Regions from separate parts of the Mus musculus genome. Here region 2 is linked to region 1. The links are chromatin loops, found by intact Hi-C in ENCODE. Cell type or tissue: gastrocnemius. All regions are shown on one strand. Links, peaks and the distances in the headings refer to the core of each region. The heading gives the core; the rest is flanking DNA.

Evidence for each region. A loop is a pair of places that touch in the nucleus more often than their neighbours do. Peaks named below come from ENCODE experiments on the same cell type or tissue, not always from the same donor. Only the 100,000 strongest peaks of a DNase experiment are listed, where the experiment ranks them.
Region 2: it touches region 1 in a loop (9-fold over the local background); 29 of 42 quality-filtered maps call a loop at or near these places.

The regions. Positions count from the first base shown.
Region 1 is chr11:104,312,634-104,320,253 of GRCm38, reverse strand. It overlaps Mapt (microtubule-associated protein tau), which reads right to left. Exons shown (of 12, transcript NM_001038609.2): 9 at 2,005-2,097. Among named protein-coding and RNA genes, the nearest start is that of Mapt, 85 kb to the right of the region's middle. In gastrocnemius, for the core only: a CTCF peak has its summit at 4,356 (motif pointing left); a DNase peak (open chromatin) is centred at 4,356; H3K4me3 peaks cover 935 bases; H3K27ac peaks cover 1,495 bases.
Region 2 is chr11:104,457,912-104,465,531 of GRCm38, reverse strand. It overlaps a transcript of Kansl1 not described here. Among named protein-coding and RNA genes, the nearest start is that of Kansl1, 19 kb to the right of the region's middle. In gastrocnemius, for the core only: a CTCF peak has its summit at 3,782 (motif pointing right); a DNase peak (open chromatin) is centred at 3,784.

The DNA of each region.
Region 1 (7,620 bases), core at 2,244-6,243:
GCCTGCCCCTGCAGAGGAGGGTGGGTAAGGAGCAGATAAACCCAAGGACCTCCTGCAAACAGACCCAGAGGCCAGTAGGAGTTCTGGGGCAGGTGATGATGGGAGAGCCCAGGTAGAGTCATTAGAGAGTCAGTACCAGGGGGTATGTTGGGGGACAGGAGATGTTGGAAGCTTGGGATAGCCAGAGAAGAAAGGAATGGGGGAGCAGCTGACTAGGGTACTAGATCCCACAGAGCAGCCCGAGAGAGGAGGCCACAGCCCAGCCAGGAGGTGGAGATGGAGAAGCAGCTTCCCTGCTGCAGTTCCCACCACCCTAGAGAGAGCCAGGAGCAAGTTAGATGGGAAGCCTGGAATCCTACAACCCAAATGCCACCAGTCCCCCTCCCTAAGAAAGCTTTCTCCACAGGTCCATTCTGTAGTCAACAGTGGCCACAGGCCACAGGCCAGGCTATCTTGTGATTCTATATAAGGTCACAGGTTAGCTCAAAGGCTGGCAAACTGCAGTACACCTTAGTTATAAAGTTCCCTGATACCCTAGGCACTGCAGCCTCATCAGACAACCAGCATGTGATCCGAGCTGCCCTGAGAGCTGCCTTTTCCCAACTTCCCCTACAGGAGCATCTGCCCTCTGCAGCCCTTGGGAGCTGGAGCGCTCAGACCCAGCAACAGACCAGACGTGAGCAAAACCAGACACTTCTGGCTTCCCTCCCTAACCACAGCAGCCTGGGCTGGGAAGCTAACGTATCATAAACAACATTACAGAGCCCAGGGACAAGGACGGCGATCTTAAAGATCACCCTTTCCCGCAACCCATATCTTTCTATACGTTGAGAAGGCAACCGGCAGGCAGGGCAGTAACCGCAGTGTAGCCAACAGCCCCGCCTTTCCTTAGGAAGCAAAACAAGTAAGGGAGGTGGCAGGATCGGCCAGCGGGGAGTGGAGGACAGAGGAAAAGGCAGACACGGTGAGTAAGCGTGAGAAGGCAGTAGCCACAGGGCCAGCACTTGCTGCTCTGGGGCCATCGGTCCAAGAGGCAGAAGGCAGGGCAGGTGTCGGGGCCGGAGGCAGGAGCACATTGCAAGAATAAACCCTGTGGGCTCGGCACTTTCAGGAAAGAGAGCCCACCCCTGCATTCCAGCACGCACGCTCGAGAGGTGGAGCCTGCAGCTCAATCAGAGAGCCCAGGTCCGTTCTGGGACTGACCCAGAACAGGGGAGGGGGAGCTGGCAGGGAGAAGCCTGGGGCCACTTTACAAATCCTGCCCTGTTGGGCACCGGCCAGCCAAGAGAACAAAGGGAATCCCTAAGCCCATTGAGGGAACCTAAGAACATCTCTTTGCAGGGACTCGCTGAGGATGTGCGGGGGGGGGGGGGGGGGGGTCCCCAGTGGTGTTTAAAGGAGGAGACATTTAAAACCCCTTCTCTGGCAAACAATGCAGGCAACTGACACCTGTCACCTCGGTGTTAGGCTCTGTGCAACCAGAGTCCCTGTCCTGGGGGGAGGGGAGTGCTAAATTGAACTGGGAATCTTTTCCTCTCTTCAAAGATGAAGGAGACCCAGATGAAAAATGGAGAAGTGGCTAGGGGCCTTTTGGACCTTGACATGAAACAGGAAGTCCTAGTGTCTAGTGGGATCATATGGACTCCCCACTCCCCAACCAACAGAGACTGCCCCAGAGATGAGGGAAGAGGTGTCAGCCCACATCATGGATGCACTGTCTTCAACCCCATTTCCAATATCTACGGGGCTTCTAGGAACACATACATGGTACCATGGGGACCCAGCTACTCAGAGAAGGGCCAGCTGGAACGGGTTGCTCTCCCTACTTTGCTGGGCCATCCATGGAACAGGGAGGGGAGTCTGGGGACAGCAGACACTGTGGGGACACAGGAGGTCCTGAGCCCTAGATGATTTATTCTATGCAATGTCTCACAAGGACACACTCATGACACTTGTTACAGCAAAGGCTGCAGCACACCTCATGGAGACTGCGACAGTACTCACACTGCCTCCACCCGGGACGTGTTTGATATTATCCTTCGAGCCACACTTGGACTGGACGTTGCTAAGATCCAGCTTCTTATTAATTATCTGCACCTTTGATAGCCAAAAAAAAGAGTGAGAGACAACCACACCGGAGCATCGCCCCCTGACCTGTTGGGCTGTGGGGGGAGAGCCAGGTCTGAGCCCTGACTCCTCAGGGGGCTCAGAAGCTGCCTGGGATGGCACCCTGGAAGTCACAAAAGGAATCTGGAAGAGAACATGGCTGGGAACAGGAGGACAGAGCTGGGAGGTCACTAGGTTGGGTGGAGTGACAACTGTAAACAAGGAGTCCCCTGGGTCAAGTGATGAGAAGAAAGATCAACAACAATCCAAACAGACACACCAGTGCAAGGCACCTTATCACAAAGAGCGTCCAAGGCTGGGGAGTGGCAAGGCTAAAGGCTTCAAACCAGATTGTCTTGAGCTGAGCTGGTGGGATGGCTCAGGGAGGGTAAAGAACTTGTCATAAAACCCCACTTCTGCCTTCTGAACACAGTGGCGTGCACATACAATACTTAGTTACTTTAGACTATCCTCTGTTAATTTTAACTTTTTTTTTTAATGCTATTTTGAGGCGGGGTCTCTCTATGTAGCCCTAGCTATGCTGAAATTCAGTAGTAGACCAGGCTAGCCTTGAATTTACAGAAATCCTGTCTTGAAAACCCAAAATAATAACAACAATAATAACAACAACAATAATAACAATAAAATAAGAGGAAGAGGGCACTATTATATTCAGCACCGAGCTTCCCGGAAGCCAATGAGGAAAAAGGAAATGTGACTGATTACATAACTCATGATTTGACAAAGAAAATGGTTTTTGGAGGAAGATGACTGCTAGACACAAATTAATCAGAGGACATTAAGCAATCGCACACGGTCTGAAACATACATAGAGACCCCGCCCTGTGTGTGTGTGTTTCTTATTCTAACCCCACAGGAAAGGAAACAAGCTTTTGTGGTGTTTGGCACTAGATAGATATTTACAAAGCAGACTTGAATTACTGCTAGTGGTCATGTTAAGCCAAAGCGCTCGGGAACACTGAGGTTCAGAGGGGGAGAGGGTGGTGGCTGGCGTTGTGAAACTGGAGCCTGCAATGCCGTTCCCAGCAAAAGCAGCTGGCCCGGTCCACGGCGCTGGGCTTTGGCTCTGACCGGACACTGGAAACATCCTGGAGCGAATGGAGGATGTTTTCAGCTGAGGGCCTTCGATTCAGGAGGAAGTGTTTGTGGGCAGGGAGTGGTCCTGAGAAGCTGGCTGGACCCACTTTAGTTTACACTTCCCAGAGCCATGTCAAACACTAGGTGGACTTTGTTCTACCTCTGTTTGGGCTCAGAACTCTCAGGGAATCCCTTGCTGGCACCAAGCCTCTAGCCCAAGGAGCTCCCAGACTGCTGGTACTAACTGGGCTAGGCCGGGCATCACCTCATTTGGAACATGAACCTGACGTGGCCAGCTGGGGTTCCAGAAAGCCTTTCCTTAGAGTCCAAGAAAGCCTGCCTGTATCCAGTCTAGCCGACCTGCAAAAGGCAATAAGGTGCCGGAGGTCAGGTGCCATTACAGCTACCCTTTCAACAGTGGCAGTAGCTGGGGACGGAGCTCAGATAGTAGAGGACTTTCCCAGGACGCAAAAGGTCCTGGATTTAAGCCCTCACAGTGTATAAAACTGGGTGTGGTGATGCAAACCTGTAGTTTTAGTGCTTGGTGAGAGGACGCAGGAATATCAGAAACTTCAAGGCCATTGTCAACCACGTGAGTTTGAGACCAGTTTGGAATAAATGAACTCCTGTCTTTTAAAAAACAAAACAAGCCGGGCGTGGTGGTGGCGCACGCCTTTAATCCCAGGACTTGGAGGCAGAGGCAGGTGGATTTCTGAGTTTGAGGCCAGCCTGGTCTACAAAGTGAGTTTCAGGACAGCCAGGGCTATACAGAGAAACCCTGTCTTGAAAAAAAAAAACAAAAAAACAAAACAAAAACAAAAAACCAAAACAATACAAACAAACAAAAGGCTTTTTTTTCCTGTGTCAGTGAATATGTTGCATTTAAAATACATGCAACTCCCCCCCCCCGCCCACATACAAATGTTAACATATTTTAAAAACTATTTCAATCTCTGTATAATCAGTGGTGAAGCAGAAGGACAGGCAGACAGAAACAAAAAGAAATGGGCAGAGATGAGAGAAAAAAGACCACCAGTTAGCGGAAAAGACGACTCAGAAAATCGCAATACACTTGCAGAGAAGAAAGCAACAACTGTGAGTGGGCCAAGAACACAGGCTGCTGTCTACAGCGCTCCTCTGCCATCTTGTGGTCACCTGTGGTACTACAACCCCGGCACTCCCAAGGGCTCTTCCAGGTTCTACAAGCTTTGACTGGGGGACTCACAGGTTATGTCCTGCGTGGACCTGGAAAACTTCAGAGGAGCTCTTCATCTGCTTAGTCAACCAGGGGGACAGTAGCTGAAAACTGGTTAGGAAAGAAGTGAAATTCCTTTCTTTCTTTCTTTCTTTCTTTTTTTTTTTTTTTTGGTTTTTTGAGACAGGGTTTCTCTGTATAGCCCTGGCTGTTCTGGAACTCACTCTGTAGACCAGGCTGGCCTCGAACTCAGAAATCCGCCTGCCTCTGCCTCCTGAGTGATGGGATCAAAGGCGTGTGCCACCACACCCGGCAACATTTCTTTCTTTTTTATTTTTATTCTTTTATGAGACAGGGTCTCACTACTTAGCCCTGGCTGCTCTGGAATTTGCTTTGTAGACCAGCCTGGACTTGAACTCAGAAATCTGCCTGCCTCTGCCTCCTGAGTTCTGGCATTAAAGGTCTGCACCACCTTCAATGCCTGACTCTCCTACCTCTACCTCCTGAGTGCTGGGATTACTGGTGGAAGCCACCTTTATCTATCTATCTATCTATCTATCTATCTATCTATCTATCTATCTATCTATCTATCTATCCATCCATCTATCTATCTAAACAGAATCTCAAGTATCCCGGGCTACAGCTTTGGTGACAGTGTCAGGATGGGTCTCGGGCCCCCGAGCCACACCCCTGGCTTGTCTTTCCATCTCTTACTTTACTATCATCTCCTGTTATTTAATGCTTTCTTTCGGTTACAGGTGAATTTCTATAATTTAATGTTTTTTTAATTTGAGGGTGGCCTAGGCTGGTCTTGAACTAACAATTCTGCCTTCAGCTTCCTACATGCTACAGTCCTAGATGACTAGTACGCCTGGTTTCCTCCATTCCAAGAACACACTTCTCCATGAGAAGCCCTGACACACAAGGATCTAAGGTTCCAGGGCCTCTAGTCTCTAGAACAGAGGTTCTCAACCTGTGACTTGAAACCCTTTTGGGGGGAGGGGTCAAATGACCTTTTTCTTTTTTTTCCATAGGGGTCACCTAAGATTTTTGTCAAATGGATATTTACATTACGATTTTTTTTTTTTTTTTTTTTTTTTTTGGTTTTTCGAGACAGGGTCTGCCTCCCGAGTACTGGGATTAAAGGCGTGCGCCACCACTCCCGGCTTTACATTATGATTCTTAACAGTAGCAAAGTTACAGTTTTGTAGTAGCATTGCAAGCAATTTTATGATATGTGGTAGGGGTCACTACAGCATGAGGAAGTGTACTAAAGGGTGCAGCGTTAGGAAGGTTGAGAATTGAGACCCATTGCTCCAGAGGCAGAACGTGAGATCGCACAACAGATCACTGGACAGTAGAGTCTTCTTTTCCTTTCCTATTTTTAAAATTTTTGTTTTTGTTTTTCTTTTTTTTTTTTTAAGAGAATATCTTGATACAAGCCTCCCTGCCTGGCCTGGAATTTGCTACCCATAGAACTTGCTACTCTTGAACTCACAGCAAGTCCTCCTGGGATTACAGGCATGCTCTATCATGCCCTGCTCCAGTGAGTAATTTTTAAAAAACACGGTTTAAACCCTGGTCTCACTGTGAACTCCCCACTCTCTCCTCTCAGATGCTGCACAGGGAGGGGCCGACTCTGGATGGACATGGAAGGCCTAGGGCCGGCCCAGCTGTGTCTGAGCTGAGAAGGTACCTGCGGAACCTGTATATGGGGTCATGGCAGAGACCAAAGGAAGACCCAGGTGCTCAGGACCCCACGGTTTGGGGAGGACCAAAAGCCAGCATGATAAGAAAGCACTGAGCATGAGCCTCAGCCTGGACTGTACCATGGAAACACTCCGGTCCATTCCTGGGGTCACGGTGAGGCTGGGGTAGGCTCTGTCCCTGGGGGTCACGGTGAGGCTGGAGTAGGCTCTGTCCCTGGGGGTCACGGTGAGGCTGGGGTAGGCTCTGTCCCTGGGGGTCACAGTGAGGCTGGGGTAGAGAGCATTAGACATTTAAAAGAACTTCCAAGTAGCTGTTGTCTCCTGGTTCCACACTCCTTCCTGTATTCTCTGGTAAGGCTGTCTGACCGGCTGCATTTCCCTTTAACACAGCCTCACTGTGAAATCTTAGGGTGAAACACGTTCACCGAAGCAACCATGGAAGCCGAGGGGAAAGTCTAAGGCAGAAGAGTAGATGCCTCTCGCATATCTCCTAATCAAGATCTTCCTTCATGTGGAGTCCAGGCTAAACAGACTCCTTGGTCCAACCTGAGGTTGCTAGGATAACATGTGTCACTCTTGCTTAGCTTGATGGAAAATCTAAATGAACCTCAGGACACTCAATGTCTGCAGAGTCCCCTGCAGTCCATTTCTTCAAGGTAAACACCACTCCAGAGGGGTCTGTAGTCTTCAGTACCTTTTTTAAAAAAATTAAATTACATTAATTCATTTGTGCGGATGTGGGTGTATGCTTGTGACACGGTGTGAAGGTCATCAGAGGAGAAACCCTGTTGGAGTCAGTTCTCGCCCTCCACCTTGTAGGTTCTGAGGACCAAACTCAGGTGTTCAGGTTTGGTGGCCAGTGCCTTTAACTGTTGAGCCGTCTCAGGCGCTCTCTCTCTCTCTCTCTCTTTCTCTCTCTCTGTGTGGTTGTGTATGGATGCCTGAGAAGGTCAGGAGAAAGGGTAAGGTGACATGGAGCTGAACAAGCAGGTGTGAGCAGCTTGCAGTGGGTGCTGGGGACAGAACTCTTGCTAAGAGCAAGGGCCCTTGACTTCTCAGTCATCTCTCCAGCCCTGCTTTATTCACTTATTGTGGGGAGGTGAGCGCCTGGAGGTCAGAGGACGGCTCGCGACAACAACGTGGGCCCTGGGAATTGAACTCCGTCGCCAGACTTGGCAGCAAGCACCTTTAGCTCACTGAGCCATCTCACCAGACCCAAGCCCTTTTTAAAAATCTCAGGATGAGGGCTGGTGAGATGGCTCAGTGGGTAAGAGCACCCGACTGCTCTTCCGAAGGTCTGAAGTTCAAATCCCAGCAACCACATGGTGGCTCACAACCATCTGTAACAAGATCTGACGCCCTCTTCTGGAGTGTCTGAAGACAGCTACAGTGTACTTACATATAATAAATAAATAAATCTTAAAAAAAAAAAATCTCAGGATGATGATGACAATGGTGATGACCTGGCTATCCTTGAAATTTGCCTGTGGTGGAGATCGACCTTGAACTTCT
Region 2 (7,620 bases), core at 1,810-5,809, 150 kb before region 1:
ATGTTTAATTTGGGAGAAATAGTCCTTTTTTCTGTGTTTTCATCAGATTGCAGTTACTTGTCTGTCTGTCTCTTTCCTTCCTCCCTCGCTCTATCCCTCCCTTCCTTCTTTCTGTTCATTTTTCTAAACAGGGTTTCTTTGTGTAGCCTTGGATGTCTTGGAACTCAAAATCAGAGATCCAACTGCTTCTGCCTCCCAAGTGCTGGAAGGGAGCGGGTATTTAGTTTTTTGGAGCCAAAGTCTTACTCTGTAGCTCTAGCTGGCCTAGAACCAAGTTCTGGAATTAAGGATGTTCACCACCATGGTCTGGAAGGAAATAATTTAAAAAAAAAGATTGTTAATTTTATTTATGTATGTGTCTGGTATGTCTGTGTGCCATATTTATGTGGGTACCCATGAAAGCCAGAAGTGGGTGTCAGATCTGGTGCTGCAGTTACAGGTGGTTGTGAGTGCTGGGTATCAAACTTCAGTGCTCTGTAAGAGCAGCTGCTATACCTTTCTAGTACTGAAGAATTTTTTTTTTAAAGATTTATTCATTTTATGTATATGAGTACACTGTAGCTGTCTTCGGACACACCAGAAGAAGGCATAGGATCTCATTACAGATGTTTGTGAGCCACTGTGTGGTTGCTGGGAATTGAACTCAGGACCTCTGGAAGAGCAGCCAGCTCTTAACCACTGAGCCGTCTCTCCAGCCCCTGGATTTTTTTTTTTTTTTTAAGATAGTGTATCATATAGCTCAAGCTTGCTTCAAACGCATGATATAGCCGAATATGACCTTTAAACTCCCCCTACCTCTACCTACTGAGTGCTAGGATTATAGATAGGTATGACCTACCACACCATGCCTGGTTATTAATGTTGTGCTAGTGAGCCCAACCCATCATCTCCTGCACCCTAGGCAGCATCTTTCCAATTGAGCTACATTCTAGTCCTGAGGGTCCTCCCCCCACTCCCTCTCCCCTCTAGGTTGCTGGTATGTAACCTTGGCTGCTTGGAACTCACTAGGTAGGCCAGGCTGATCTTGAACTCATAGTGATGAGTCTTAGCCTCTTGAGCAGTGAGATTACTAGCATTCTTGGCCAGTGATTTGAGTTTATTGATGTTTCTTTTTAGGAGTGAACTGTAAGTCCAAGAATTAAGAACTTATGCTAGGTGTGGTGGCACACATCTTTAACACTAACATTTGAGAGGCAGGGGCAGACAGGTCTTTGTGAATTCAAGACCAGCCTGGTCTAGGTAGTGAGTTCCAGGTCAGCCAGGGCAACATAGCAACGTTTTGTCTCAAAAATTAAAAAACCAACTAACAAAAAGAATGTCTGTTATGCAGTACTGTATATAATGTGATGGCTGATCCTGTTATCAGGGCAATTTCTCAATAGTCTTTCACAGTTGTCTTAGTAGATGTTTTCCTTCTTTTGTTCCTAAAAGTCACCTGCCTTGCCTTGATCCTCTTTTTCTCATTCTGTGTGGGAACTCAGAGTCTGTTGTAAGTTGTAAATCACTTACTGTCTGTATGCTGATGATTTGCCAGTGTGTGTTTTCCAGCTCCGACTAGTTTTCTGATCTCCAATCACAATTACTTCTTTGACATTTCCCATTAGGTATCTAATTTAAAAATCAGTGTATAGTGTATTAGTTCTCAGTACTTACTTCTGCAAGTCTAACTCTTCCTATCTTCATACCCTGATGATAGTACCATTATCCATTCAGTCACTCAGGTCAGGGGTTTGGAAGCCCTCCAGAGCGTTTCTTGTGCCATCTTAACCATCACTTTTTTTTTTTTAAAGCATCATCAGGCTTATGTTTGAATTACTCGTTTTTAAGCTGATAATTATGTATTGCACCTGCACAACTTTTAGGGATCAGTCAGTTCTCTATTTCCACCATGTGGGTCTCCTTGATTGAACCCAGGATGTCAGCCTTTGCAGCAGACACCTTTACCTGCTGAGCCATCTTTTCAGCCTACTACCGTTGTTTATAAATGGTTTCCTGCTCATTTTCATTTCTCCCTTCTGAGTTCAGAGCATCACCTTTTTGCCTGCATGACATTTGAGTCACCTCATTATTCTCTTTACCGTCTATCTTCCAAGCTTCTTGTAAATGTAGATCTTATGAATGATTATGTCCTTTTTTTCCCTGTGGCTTTCAGCTTTTGAGGTACACTTTGGTTGCTTTAGCCAAGTGCTGATGCTCTGATTGCCTGGCTCCAGTTGTTTCAACAGCTTCCTTTGTGTACTCTGTACCTGCCCTCTGGGCCTTCAAACAGGCTGTTATCTTTTTTAAAGGGCCTTTACTATCTTCTGGCAATTTATTCCTCTTCCCTTTATCTTTAATGTTTGTGTGTGTCTGTGTGAATGTATGCCTTGTGTGTGAATGGAGGCCAGAAGACGGCATCAGGTCCTTTGAAGAACTGGAGTGAGCTCTATGAGATGTGCATAGTGAGTGTTAACTAAATGGATCTCTGGAAGAACAAAAATTGTTCTTAACCACTGAGCCATCTCTCTAGCTGTCTTCTATTTCTTTCTTTCTTTCTTTTTTTTTTTTTTTTAGATGTTTATTTATTGTTATATATAAGTACACTGTAGCTGTCTTCAGACACCAGAAGAGGGCGTCAGATCTCATTACGGGTGGTTGTGAGCCACCATGTAGTTGCTGGGATTTGAACTCAGGACGGTTGGAAGAACAGTCAGTGCTCTTTATCCACTGAGCCATCTCACCAGCCCTGTCTTCTATTTCTTAGTAACAGTTATCACCATAATATTAACAGCAACAGAAAGTACCACTGGATGTATCCTGTGGACCTCTGGTCCTCAGTGTGTGTGTTGCCTGTAGTGCTTGCTCTGGGTGTTCAAGCCTAGGACATCTAATATTGAGTGGCCACTAGTTCGCTTCTCTTGCACTTTGTGAATCTCCTAAGTTTTCTGGGATCAAAAGCTGTTTCTTGTTATTTTATCTTATCTTATTTTTATTTTTAAAATTTTCATTTCTTATATTTAGTATTTGGAATGTGTTTAAAATGGATTGCCTAAGGACATTGCCAGACTTAGAACTTAACTCTTTATAGTTTTTGAGACAGTCTTACTCTGTAGCCCAATGTTGGCTTGATTTCACGCTGTAGCTCATCTGGTCCCTTAATTTGTGGTGATCCTCTCACTTCAGTCTCCCAAAACACAATGAAATCTGCATCTTTAGGAAAGGATCAGTGGAAAAGCAGAATTGTTATATCTATTTGCCAGTCTTAGTCTTACTCTTTGAAAATAAACAGAGTCTGGTTTGATAAGTGTAAGCAGGTTTGGAATGAGGGTAGGCAGTAGTTATAGTTACATTCTTGTGGTGTTGAGGACCAAACCAAGGACCTAATTTGTATTAGGGAAGCACTCCACCCCTCTCCTTTATATTTTTCTCCCCTATTGAACCTATGACCTTACTATGCTGGCATACACTCCATCGTTGAGTTATATCTTAACTTCTCCTTATATACTTGCTTTTGATGACAATTCAGTCAATTTCAAAAGGTAACCAGAATGGTTTCATATTATTAAAATAGAGAGACATTAATAATGTGGACCTGAAATGTACCAGCCAATCAATGTATTTAGTAGGGAACTGCTAAATTTGTTCTTTCATAGTAAGGAGTGATTTTTTTCCCTTCTTTTTTCTAGAACATGTTAAGTATAAGTTTAGAAACAGCTTTCCCTTATCTGTGTATATGTTGTTTGTAGCAATAGTTGTGTCCAGTCTATCTACCTCTTGATTATGGCTATATTTGACCAGCAGGGGGAGCCAAAGTTGCTTATGTGGCTTTATCCCAATTGATTTTTCTCAAGAGAAAAAAGCTTTATTGACAAAGAACATAATGAAAGTTCACAAAAAAGAAAATATAAACACATGAAAAGCATTTTTATTTTGATAACTAATCAAAGGTATGCAAAGTTAATGATTTCATTTATTAAATTGCCAAATGAACTGTCATAGGCTGGCCTTAAACTCAAATTAGTGTGTCTCTGCCTCCCCAGTGCTGGTCTAAAGGTGTGTGCCACTACAACCTGGCAAGAGTAAGTATTTTTAATGTCTTGAATACATGGGTAGTGAAAACACTCAGGCTGCAGAACTACTGTATTGTTGTAGACCTTTGGTGCTGTGAATTGAATACAGGGATATTTATTTACTTTTAAAGATTTATTTTTATTTATGTATGTCATATGTGTGCAGTGTCCAAGGAGAGCAGAAGAGGGCATTGACTGTGCTGAAATTGAATAGGTGGTGGTAAGCCATTTGAAGAAGGTGCTTAGAACTGAACTTTAGTCCTTTGGAAAAGCAGCAAACACTGTTAACTGATTGATTAGCCATCCCTCCACACTATATTGACCATACTGGCCTTGAACTCACAGAGATGTGTTTGCGTTTGCCTTCCAAGTCCTGAGATTAAAGGCATGCTCTACCACTCCCTGCTGAAATTAATTAATTAATTAATTAATTAGAGATACAGTTTTACTTCGTAGCTTTGGCTATTCTGGAACTCACAGAAATCTACCTGTCTCTACCTTCTGAGTGCTTGAAATTGAAGGCATGAGCTAACAGGCCTTGCTGAAAAAAAATTTTTTTTTTGACGATTAAAGCAATATTTTAGGTGTGTTTATTTTTCTTGAGTATGAATCTTTTGCTTGCTTGTAAGTATATGACCACCATACTGAGTGCCCCAGAGGTCAGCAGAAGGTGTTGGATCCTCAGAAACTAGAGTTACAGATAGTTGTGGGGTACCGTGTGGATGCTGCATCCCCTGCAAGCATAAGCACAACTTCTTAACTGCTGAGACGTCTATCTCTTGAATATTGTTTGATTTTTTTTTTCTTGAGACAATTTTATACTATGTGGTCTTGGACTGCCTAGAACTCTGAATAAACGAGGTAGGGCTTGATGATTTTGCTTGTGGCACCGTCCCCTCCCCCCTCCCCCAAGTGCTGGGATTACAGCTGTTCATCTTCATGTTTGCTTTTTTGAGGATTTTTTTAATGCCTTGAGAATTTCAGGATTCCAGAGCTTGAGAATTCTACAGCTACATAAAAGATTCTAAGTATGAAATAGAAGAATATGTATTTCTTATACATATGTGATGGTTTGTATATTCTTGGCCCAGGGAGTGGCACTATTAGGTGGTATAGCCTTGTTGGAGTAGGTGTGTGACTGTGGGCATGGGCTTTAAGCTTATCCTAGCTGCCCAGAAGATAGGAGAACTATTGGCCTTCAGATGAAAATGTAGAACTCTCAGCTCCTCCTGCACCATGCCTGCCTGGATGGTGCCATGCTACTGCCTTGATGATAACATATAAGCCAGTCCCAATTAAATGTTGTCCTTATAAGAGTTGTCTTAGTCATGATATTTCTTCACAGTAATAGAACATTGACTAAGACAGAAGTTGGTACCAGGGACTGGAGTATTGCTGTGATAGGCCTGACCATGATTTTATTTGTGCAGATCTGGCCCAAGATCAGTATGTGATGTAAAGACTGTTTTGTGGTATTTTGGTAAAGAATGGCTGCTTTTAGCCATTATCTTAAGAGTCTGCCTAAAGTGAAGAGATTTAGATTCATTGCTTTGAAAAAGGAAGCCCCCCCCCTTCCCCCCAGGGTTTCTCTGTGTAGCCCTGGCTGTCCTGGAACTCACTTTGTAGACCGCTGGCCTTGAACTCAGTAATTCGCCTGCCTCTGCCTCCCAAGTGCTGGGATTAAAGGTGTGTGCCACCAAGCCTGGCCTGGTATAAATTTTTTTGTGTGGTTACTAAAGTTCCCTCTTATGAAGAGCAGTTTAATGAAAAGGAGCAAGCTGAGAAAGAAAAAATATAAAATATATGGTTTAAGTATTAAAGAGGCACCAAGAAGTAACATAGAGCTGAATCCTGTGTTCAAAGAGATAAAGAGATTAAGGGAGTGTTGATCTCAGAGCAAGATCTCACCCAGCTAAATTTACTGATTGCATTTGCAGTTGAATAAGAAATAGTTTGGACTTTTAATCTGGAATGAACTACAATCCAGAAATGGAGGGCATACTTGTGACTCAGATCTTGAGGCATAGTGGCCATGAAAAGCTGAAGCCCAGGCAAGATGGTATGCACACACCTTTAATCCCAGGAGACTGAGGCAAGCAGATCTCTGTGTTCTAGGCCAACTTGGGACAGAGTAAGTTGTAGGTGAAGAAAGCTCAAGTCCTTTAACTCCAGCATTCAGAAGACAGAGTCTTCAGACCTTTGGGTTCAAGGTCAATCTACAGAGCAAGTTCCAGGACAGCCAAGCTTAAGCCTATAGATGCTGCCGTACTCCTGCCTTAATGATAATGGACTGAACCTCTGAACCTGTAAGCTAGCCCCAATTAAATGCTGTCCTTATAAGACTTGCCTTGGTCATGGTGTTTGTTTACAGCAGTAAAACCTTAACTAAAATAACATATAAAGATAGGTAGAAAGAATGGAAGAAACTTTGTCAAGAACTTACTTGTTTTTGGAAAGAGAGAACCAATTTTCTGACAATCCATTGTCATATAACTAGACGTTTCATTGAGTTGGCAATTCATCTGTCTGGATTGGCATTAATGAATGTTGAGGTGAAGTTTTGTTTCGTTGACCTGAAAAATGAGCTACTCTTAGAAACTTAGTGCTTCTAGAAATTATTTCTATCCTATAAGATGACCCAGGGTGAATTTATCAATAGATACAAGCATTTTTTGAAATCTGTTTTTAGTTCCACATGCCTTTTGGTGATAATCCATTCCACAGATTTTTTTTTTTAAAGAATTATTATATTACTTTTTGTGAGTACATTGTCGCTGTCTTCAGATACACCAGAAGAGGGCATCAGATCCATCACAGATGGTTGTGAGCCACCATGTGGTTGATGGGAATTGAACTCAAGACCTCTGGAAGAGCAGTCAGTGCTCTTAACCACTGAGCCATCTCTCTAGCCCCACAAATTTCTTGTATGTCTCTTTTTGTCGTTTTTTGAACTGGGTTCCACTGTGTAGCCCTTCCTGGCTGTGTATCCCTCTTCTCCCCTCTGCCTCTCCTTCTGCCCTGGTACTAAAGGCCTGCCTAGCCATCACCTGGCTTATTTATTTAGTTATTTTTTTAATAGAAAGACATATTTTAACTTTTGAGCTTAAGTGGTTAATATATTGTATTAAAATTTGGTGGGTTAGAATTTACCATACTGAATTTTTCTATCTTTTAAAAAATAAATCATATTGTCCCCTGGCTTCATGTTTTCTCAGTGGAAGATGCATGGGTTTTAAATTTAATCTTCAGGGAAACCTCTTTCAGCATTTTCATGCTTTTGATCTTCTCTGGGTCTTTGACAAATCGATTTCCCCTCTTGGATTTATAATAATCACCCAGAACTACCTTTTCTTTTCCCTTACAGTTTTTTGAGGTAGAGTCTTGGAATTATAGCCTTCCAAATGCTGGTATTACAGGTATATACTACTATACTTGGTATTTTCTTATTTATTTGATTTTTGCGATGGGGTCTCATGTAGTCCAGGCTGGCCTTCAACTCACTCCTAATTTTCCTTCTCCTTTCTGAGTTTTGGGACTATAGGATAGTTATGTGATCATGTGAGTGGACTCT